2 separate regions of the Mus musculus genome follow, and region 2 is linked to region 1. Evidence: chromatin loops called from intact Hi-C (ENCODE). Cell type or tissue: gastrocnemius. All regions are shown on one strand.

Evidence for each region. Peaks named below come from ENCODE experiments on the same cell type or tissue, not always from the same donor. Only the 100,000 strongest peaks of a DNase experiment are listed, where the experiment ranks them.
Region 2: a loop joins it to region 1, with 4 times the contacts of the local background. A loop is called at or near these places in 9 of 42 quality-filtered maps.

What each region holds. Positions count from the first base shown.
Region 1 is chr8:10,041,507-10,046,506 of GRCm38, forward strand. No RefSeq gene overlaps it. Among named protein-coding and RNA genes, the nearest start is that of Tnfsf13b, 37 kb to the left of the region's middle. In gastrocnemius, a CTCF peak has its summit at 2,585 (motif pointing right); a DNase peak (open chromatin) is centred at 2,574.
Region 2 is chr8:10,217,046-10,222,045 of GRCm38, forward strand. The region is part of intron 1 of Myo16 (myosin XVI); the gene reads left to right. Among named protein-coding and RNA genes, the nearest start is that of Gm51560, 33 kb to the right of the region's middle. In gastrocnemius, no CTCF peak of the experiment used is centred here; DNase peaks (open chromatin) are centred at 434 and 3,026.

The DNA of each region.
Region 1 (5,000 bases):
GGAGCAAAGAACTGGTCTCATCCGGAATCATCAAAGGCTCTGCTGACTTCTGCTGACCCTGCAGGCCCCACTTAGTGATTCCACAGCTTTCAAAAATGGCACTGGAAGCTGGGAATTTAGCATTCCAAATATGAGTTTGGTAGGGCACATTTCAGACTCAGATCACAGTCTTCTGTCTCTTGCCCCTGAAGGCTCATGATTGTCTAATAATGAGAAGTTCCACTAATCCAAATCTGAGAGTTCCCACTATATTAATAAAAACTCCAGCTCACCCAAATATCCAATGTTCAAAGTCTCTACTGAGTCTCAAGACAATACCTGAGCTACTTGGCTTCATAAAATGATCTTCTAGTATACGGTAGCACTGAGCAGCATTCCCAAAGGGAGGGATTGGAGGAAGCAAGGAAATATTGGACCAAACAAAGTCAAAACAGGACAAATGTTAAATCTTGTAGCCCTGGGCGTGGTTCTGTGGCACAAGTTACCACAATGCGATCCACCACAGGCTTGAGGAGCCTTGCTTTGTTCAGCACACCATGCCTTGGGCTAGCTCCACATGGTATCTGCAGCTTTCCATGGCAGGTATTCCAGTTCTCAACATCCTCCTATCCATATTGCAAACATAGATTTTATGCAAAGCCCCATGCATATGCTGCAAGGGACCCCTGATATGCAGACTCCACTTGTGCTCCATCCACACTGGCCTTTATCTTGACCCAGTACTTCTATGGTGTCAGCACACAGAAAATGCCAGCCTCTGCAGCCACCCCAAGATGTGACTGGTCCCTTGGACCATGGCTGTACCGGTCTCTGAGTACCTTGTGTATCTTCTGTTTAATGGTGCTGATCTTTTTGCCAGTTAAAGCCATTTTATCTGCATCTGCTTTGTCCACAATGACACTCTCCTTTCACACTGTACATTTTCAATTCTTTCTTTCTTTCTTTCTTTCTTTCTTTCTTTCTTTCTTTCTTTCTTTCTTTCTTTCTTTCTTTCTTTCTTCCTTCCTTCCTTCCTTCCTTCCTTCCTTCCTTCCTTCCTTCCTTCCTTCCTTTCTTTCTTTCTTTCTTTCTTTCTTTCTTTCTTTCTTTCTTTCTTTTCTCTTGGTTTTTCGAGACAGGGTTTCTCTGTGTAGCCCTGGTTGTCCTGGAACTCACTTTGTAGACCAGGCTGGCCTCGAACTCAGAAATCCGCCTGCCTCTGCTTCCCGAGTGCTGGGATTAAAGGCGTGCGCTCAAATCTTTTTCTGATCTTTAGTCCTGAATCTTGGTGTCAGTTTGGCTTAAAGCTCTGGGAAATGACAATGCTGAAGCCCACATGCTATGCTGTGTCAAAACTTCCGCTACAAAACAATTCCATAGAGTTCACACTCACTCAACTTTGAGGACACAGGGGAAAATGTAGCTTGGTTCTTTGCACAAATGTGACATACACAGTCTAGAGTCCAGTCTTCAATAGAGTTCGGTTCCCACCGAAACCTCACGGGTGCTGTCTTTGTGGCCCACCATTCTTCAGGCATTCTGGGATTCCAGACTCCCAGCAGCATCCCCCCACTAAGTGAAGACTAGTGTATCTAGGACATCTGTAGTCCTCAGTTCCAATCTCTTTCAAATCCCTCCTAAAAATCATCTCCCAGGGTTCAAACCTCTCTTGGTCCGGCTTCATTTATCAATAACCTCAATTTTCTGATATTAATCGTCTATATTAGTTACTTGTGTTATCATTGTGGCAAGATGTATGACCGAGGTTTCATCTTGACTCCTGGTTGAGGAGAAAGCTCAGCCCATCCTGCTAACGGTGTTGCAGGAGGAGACTGAGAAAGGCGACTGGTGCTCACATAGCACAGGTCTGGGAGCAGAGAGCCTGGCCACAGCCATGACATGTAGCCTGTAAACATTTCCCTAGTGATCTAGTCCAGTCAGCCATGTTGAACTTCCTGTAGTCCCTATAATATAGTTCAAAATAGTATTGCAAGCTGTGGCCAGTGTTCAAAACATGAGACTAAAGGCACTTTATACTCTCATCACAGTACTCATGTCCAAATAAAGCCATCAAAAGAGAAGATGGGCGGAGAGAGGAGAGAGGAAGGGAGTAAGATACAGCGTTTTCAGTATTTAAAGAGTGGAATAGGATTGAATGTACAGGAGCAGGAGAAGGCAGACCTTTTGGATTTTTCTTCTTTTGTTTTTAGACTGTTTTTTGGGATATGATAGAAATCCCATTACATTTGGTACATCTTAATTTTATATGTAATTTTAATATAGATACAGTGTTACTCGTAGTGTCATATAATTGCTTTAGAATATTCAGGACTTGAGCGTACAGGGCAGGCATGATTGGGGAGGAAGATGGCAACGATACTTCTGTTTTTCCCCAGTTTTTGCAGCTTGACAATGTTAGGGAGGGATGGTCAGATGTTTTGTTGAGTGGGTGAGGTGAATCGGGTATTTTTTTTCTTTTCCTCTGTGTGTGTATGCGTGAATGTGTGTATGCACGTGCATGCCTGTATGTGTGTGTAATTAGTGTAGCCATGTCATACAAGTGCCTTCCTTTGTCCTGTTGCTCACACATGCAACCACTAGAGGGAAGCACGCGAACATCTAATGAAAACGTCTGCTTTATTAACTACAATTAAGCAAATGGTAAAAATTGTAAGACTACGAAAAGGAACAATAAGCTACCCAACATACGCCATGAATGTTCCTTAAGGTATATTCCCCGGGCACTGTAAAACCGAGATGTCGCCACATCTTCTACTGTCCATCTTTGCATGAAGTTCTATTGTATCAAACCACTTACAACGACAAGACCTTGCACAACCATAGCCCCCAGTGCAAAAGGAGTCTAGCTAAAGCTTCCAGAAATAAAAGCCACTCTGTTTTGCTGAAGAGTCTATAAGGCCAAGAGACTAAACATTGTGAGTGTTGACATTTAACACTGTGTAGACCAGGGCCAAATTATCTTCAGCTATTTCAGTCACACAAAAAAACTCATTGCTCACTCCCATGTCTGACCAAACCTTTTGTGACTACTAAAACATTAAATATTCATTCATTGAAGAGAATGTACTTCCACCAGCAACAAGCTAAGGATATGTCAGACAGCATCTGAAACCTACAGCAGTTCCCCCTCTTTGTAGCTGCTCTGCCACCCGTGGTCCCTGCCTGTATGTGGCATATGCCTTGGTTTATAAATGCCTTGGTTTACGACTTTGTTTGGTAATTAACAGTGGCTTGTGTAGCCACCTCCATAGTAGGTCACATCCTTAGGAATGACCCAAATTAATATTTGCAGCCCACGGTCAGATTGCATACCATAATTAATTCTTTTGTGCTTCCATTAAGGACTGTAAGACCTGTGGTGAGTCCTACGAACTCCATGTCCAATTGAAAGCCCATTTCCCTTGACATTTCAACTTTCGATGTTCTAAAGGCTAGTAAGGTCACCTATCACAGTCTGACCTATAAACAAACCCGTGGGCCTCATGTCCCTCCCATCCACGCTTCCTTGTCATTCCAGGACCCAGGACACCCAGGACAGCACTCCCTTCTTGCAATACCACACACACCATGCCTTCTTCTCTGTATCCAACCATCGAGCACTTAACACTTTCTTTTACACCAAAAATATTTCTGCAATGAATCATGAGATTGATTCTTCTGGTTTCTATCAATAATCTTGGAAAATATGCATCCAAGCATACATCATCTCCAGTGAGCAAATATTAAAGACACTTTCCTACGAGAAAGGTTGCCATGAGCCTGGCCTGTAGGCAACAGGATATTTGTGGTTGTTCTCTTTTTGCTTTGAGTTGGACTCCTTATATCTTGAAATTGGAGCATCTTTGCCCTGTAGGAGAACAGTGAGTGCAAACATAGGCATGTGGACAGACATCAAAAGCCGCACTTCTGGGAGGTCAAGGCTCTTGTCTTGGCCAGTGTAGGGCTCATTCTGACTTGGGATGCTCATAGGTTGTTATTTCTCTCCCTGAGTTTCTTCTCCACTATGCATCTGTTTGGAGATTTTTATTCCTTATAGAGACACAGAGGCAATGTCTAGGGTTCCTGGAAGCTCTCAGACTTGACCACATGCACTTATGCACTTGTTCTAGGAAATAAATTAAATATGATACAAACAGCTTCCCACTATTACGGACTTTGTTGAACTTTCCATTCTACACACTGTACAACAGAAAACTCACACTGTGGACAGTAGAACATGTTTCTCCTGCCAGGGTTATGAGCTTATATAGGAAATATTTCTCAATCACTTCATGTGTGGAATTTGGCACTCACTCGTGCACAAGGATAAGGGTAGAGTGACAGTTATCAGAAGCTGGAATGGGGCAGAGCTAGGCATGGACAAAGGCTGCTGCATGGTACTGAGCACATGTGGTGTGCACATAGTATGACTATGGTGAGCACAGTGTGTGACTGTGGTGTGCACACAGTGGAGTGACTGGTGTGCACATAGTGTGACTATGGTGTGCACAGTAGTGTGACTGTGGTGTGCACAGTATAGTGATTATGATCTTTATAGTGGTGTGCACAGTGGAGTGATTGTTGAATGCACACTAGTGTGACTATGGGATGCACAGTAGTGTGATTATGGTGTGCACAGTAGAGTGACTGTGTTATGCACAGTAGTGTGACTGGTCTGCACAGTGGAATGACTATTGTGTGCACATAGTGTGACTATAGTGTGCACACTACTGTGGCTGTAGTGTGCACATTAGTGTGACTGTGGTGTGCACACTAGTGTTACTGTGACCGTGGTATGCACACTAGTATGACTATGGTTAATAATACTCTATGGAGTATTTAAAAGAATCTACAAAAAAGAATCTGAGCATTTTTACCACAAGGGAAAGATAAACATGTAGACAGACAGGTTTGTGTAGGTGGACTTGGACATTCATAAAGACTATGTGTATTAAAACAACACAGGCTCTACATAAATGTGTATAAAGTTTATATTTTAAAAGACACTGAATGGAAAATAT
Region 2 (5,000 bases), 180 kb after region 1:
TCCTCTCTCCTGTGTCTGCTTCAGCACTAAGTTCCTTCATGAGTCTGCCTTAGCCTTTCACCTGTGTCCACTTTAAAAAAACCTTCCTTCACCTTTTTGCCCAAGCAAAACACCATCAAACACAACTGACTTTCCAAAGAACCCTTTAAGTTCCACTTCAGAAATACTCTCTTAAGTGTCGAAAAGCAGATCTGTGAGCACAGTCAAAACAAGGACAGATATAACAAGGAAGCAGTGGTTTATCAATCCTCACCAGGAAGGAAGTTGTTAGCAGCTATGGAGTATGACGGTGCACACAGAATGTTTCAAATAGACAGACACTCTCAAAGGACAGCTTGAAGCATGTGTTTATATGTTAGTGTGACTGTGCTTGAGTCAACTCATAGGAGAAGGCAGGCAGGGGTCGGTCAGCTTGACAGAACAAAATGGGAGGGTCCTGGCACAAGCCACCAGGCAGAGCTGTAAGCTCAGCTCTGCTATGCTGCCAACCCTAACACCGGGATATACTGGATCTGATGACAGCTGTGATGCCACTCACAGCAAGATGGAACTACCCAGTCATTACAGTCTGAGGCTCTGGGATAAACAGTTTTCTTGTGTATCTTAAAGGTGACAACGAGCAATGGTAATATTTACATAGTGGTGAATTTTGACTTATGACTCTGGAAGTTACTGTAAAACCAGGTATGTACACTCTCAATCAGTGAGAACCCTCTCTAGGAGTCCACTAGTCAAGATCTTCAAGGCAGGGGTCACCACACCAGCTCTTTCACCTGATCACACAGAGTTAGATGGAAGTCGGCTCTATTGATCAGCTCATGGGGCCTCCTGCCCCCTGACAATGTGTCTCCGACATTCTCACCAAGAGCTGATGATCCTGGGCACCCAAAAACTCCCGGGCAGGCACAGCTAGCTCACATAAATAAACGCTGGCAACTGCCACACTCAAGGCTACTCTGGAGAGTGGCAGAGACCAATCTGTGATGTCAGAGATGGACGCAATACAAACCTGATGAATGTCATAGCCAAGCCAGCTACGTAAGCCAACGTGCTGACTACTCTCATGCGATTAGCTAAACACAGCCTTAGCATCGCCCTCGCCTTCCTTAAACCTAAGCTTTGTCAAGGTACCCGAGAGGAGAATTGACTTCATGTCCTGACAGCCTCAATCCCCAGCAAGCCTGCTTCCTTGACTTATTCAAGAGTTCTCTGAACTAGTCCTGTATTCTGTGATATACTCCTATCCAGGTGCCTGAGCTTGCCTGCAGTGAACACTATTCTCTCTGGAGCAGGGACAGCTCAGACATGTTCACCTTCTAGAGTCCTTGGGTCTAGGTAGCACACTGTCGCCCACTCAAGTGGTGCTTTCTGCTCACCTGTGACCACTAAGTCTCCTCTCACATCCTAGCTGGTTTATGCAAGCTCTTCCCAGTGCACCTCTGCCACCACCATCTATCTAGTCAGGATGTTAGCATCCTGCCATCTCTTAACAAATACATCGGCATCTGTGAGTCAGTGGCTTGGCTCTAGATGATCAACACTGGAATTCCCCTGATGGGCATTTGACTTCCATGCTTTCAGGCGACCTTGAAGCTCTGGACTCTGACACTTCTGTGTTCCCTTGATACAATCTTTTGAGCTTGGTCAAGTCCCTGTGGAGTTCTAGAGGAAGGGGTGGGTTCAGTGCCATAGCCTTCCCTATGCATCGTGGTATGGCTGCTTAAGGGGCATCAGGCTTCCCTTGAGCATCTATCTGCGATAGGAAGGATCTAATTTTTCATGCTGTTATGAATCAAAGAAATTGAGTCAGAGGAAGATATTTTTGCTTGTTTCTGCACAGTTATACTCTGCTCTTGCTGGAAGGCATCTTTGAACTCTCTTCTACAAATTCAATCTACATTTTCATGGCTATTTTGGCTGTCAGATGTGTTCTAGAATACAAATGTCAAAATCCCAACTGTCTCTACTATCTGTACTATAAAAGTCGTTGGCCATTTTTTATGCACATGTTTTTATTTATTTCAGTGCTATGTCGCAGAAGCCATCCAGTCATGGATTGGAAGTACACAGACCATACTGGGATTGCTAGTTTTGCTCTGGTTTCCGCAGGAGATTCATGCTTGTTTGACTCGTTTAAGGGAATTGAACGGATTCATATCCCCTAACCCTACAGGATTAGACCCACATTTGTCTGACAGTTTCTGGCTTAGAGATTTCTGTTGATTTGAAAATGTTTCTTGGAAAACACTTTTGCATGTTATGTAAGAGCGAGTTCCTCAGTGGATAAGATGCTGGTGTGAGTTTGGAAGGGGGAAGCACTGCCCCTATCAGAAGGCCAATTCAGCCTGGAGTACCAGGGGACTTTCCAGCCCTTGACACTTCCCTCTGTGTGATAGTCTCCTTCATCTTCTACAGCGGTTTGGACATAAATCCCTGGCGGACTGGTCCCTCTGGCAAATAAAACTAATGCATGTGCCAGCTCCATTTCTCTTCTGAAGACCGGTCTGTTCCTGTACATGTGTCTGTCCCTTCACACAAATCTGTCCTTGCACACAAGACTGTCCCTGTACAAGAGTCTGTCCCTGAACACCAGTCTGTGCTTACACACAAGTCTGTCCCTGAATACCAATCAGTCTCTTCCTGTGCACCAGTCTGTCCCTGGTCATGAGTTTGCCCCTGTACACCAGTCCATTCCTGTACCCCTGCCTGTCCCTTGCTATCCTTTACCAGGAAACCTTTAATACTATAATTTTGGTGTCCGTTATTCTGGCTACTCAGACTATTTCTGGACATAAAAAACCACACTTGAGTCAGTCACTCACAGACCCAGGCTCTTTCTTTTAACCTCGCATGGACCGAGGCGTCACTTCATGTTAATTAAAGAACTGCATAAAGTCACAAAGGAACAGTGGCCAACTGCTGTGGGACAAAGCATGGGCTGCCATTGACTTGGCCTGTGTTCTGTTGCTTTTTGGAATGACTTTCTCTTAAGTCAGACATTGACTTGCAAGAACCAGCCACCCAGCTGGGTGGGGGAGGGGTAGCAGAAGGGTTGTGTGCCAGGATCGGAGCTTTCTGGACAGCAGAGGAACTTTGGGTTTCACTTTCCTGCAGGTTTCCTGCCTCTGTCTGCACTGTGGTGAGCAGGCCAGTCCCCCCCCCCACCCCCTGGGAACAAGGTGTTAAAACATCTATCCTTGCAAGGGAGTTTTCATCCCCTCCCTTTAACTTACACTTGCACTTGGCTTTTTCTTTGTTGGATTGTTTCTCTCTCTGATCTACTCAGCTCAGAATACTACAACCTTCCTCTTTAGATTCTTATCTCTGATTAAAAACCAAGAAACATTCCAAGTTCTGAAAATCTTCCTCGGTGTGGAAATATAAAGTTCTGACAGAGAAAGGAAATTTTTCTCAGCCGTACATGCTTTGGCCAATTCTTTGCTGTGATCTGACGTCGAAGCCTGTAGTGAAAAAAACACCACTTTAAAAACCCAAGAACACACTTCACGTCATGTTAAATGCCTGTGGAGTAGAAATGGTGTAGCATCAGGCTGCACTTGTTCTTTCAAAGGGTCCCATGTATCTTCGTGTGTCCCATTCTCACCACAGTTGATGGCTGCTGTGGGGTCTAGAGCTCCCAGTGTTTTCACCTTTGACCCTAAGTGTGATGGTTTGTATATCAACCCTAACTAAGACACTAAGAAAAGACAACCCCCAACTGTGAATGCATCTCTTTTCGGCCTCACAAGCTCATGACTTAGAAAATTGTTACTTGACCTTTTTCCCTTACTGCTTTTAGTATTCTATCTTTATTTAGTGCATTTGATGTTCTGATTATTATGTGTCGGGAGGAATTTCTTTTCTGGTCCAGTCTATTTGGAGTTCTGTAGGCTTCTTGTATGTTCATATGCATCTCATTCTTTAGATTTGGGAAGTTTTCTTCAATAATTTTGTTGAAGATGTTTGCTGGACCTTTGAGTTGAAAATCTTCATTCTCATCCACTCCTATTATGAGGAATGGATACAGAAAATGTGGTACATCTACACAATGGAGTACTACTCAGCTATTAAAAAGAATGAATTTATGAAATTCCTAGCCAAATGGATGGACCTGGAGAGCATCATCCTGAGTGAGGTAACACAATCACAAAGGAACTCACACAATATATACTCACTGATAAGTGGATACTAGCCCAAAACCTAGGATACCCACGATATAAGATACAATTTCCTAAACACATGAAACTCAAGAAAAATGAAGACTGAAGTGTGGACACTATGCCCCTCCTTAGAAGTGGGAACAAAACACCCATGGAAGGAGTTACAGAAACAAAGTATGGAGCTGAGATGAAAGGATGGACCATGTAGAGACTGCCATATCCAGGGATCCACCCCATAATCAGCTTCCAAATGCTGACACCATTGCATACACTAGCAAGATTTTACTGAAAGGACCCAGATGTAGCTGTCTCTTGTGAGACTATGCCGGGGCCTAGCAAACACAGAAGTGGATGCTCACAGTCAGCTAATGGATGGATCACAGGGCTCCCAATGGAGGAGCTAGAGAAAGTACCCAAGGAGCTAAAGGGATCTTCAACCCTATAGGTGGAACAACATTATGAACTAACCAGTACCCCTGAGCTCTTGACTCTAGCTGCATATGTATCAAAAGATGGCCTAGTCGGCCATCACTGGAAAGAGAGGCCCATTGGACACGCAGACTTTGTGTGCCCCGGTACAGGGGAACGCCAGGGCCAAAGGTGGGGAGTGGGTGGGTAGGGGAGTGGGGGTGGGTGGGTAAGGGGGACTTTTGGTATAGCATTGGAAATGTAAATGAGCTAAATACCTAATAAAAAATGGAAAAAAAAAAAAAAAGAAAATTGTTACCTGCTTAGAGGTGTTGTCATCAAAATCATCCAAACTCCAGGTTAACTTGGTCTGAGCACCAGTGTAGGTTAACTGTAGAGACCTGCTGCCTTCTCTGTTGATTGCTTTGAGCC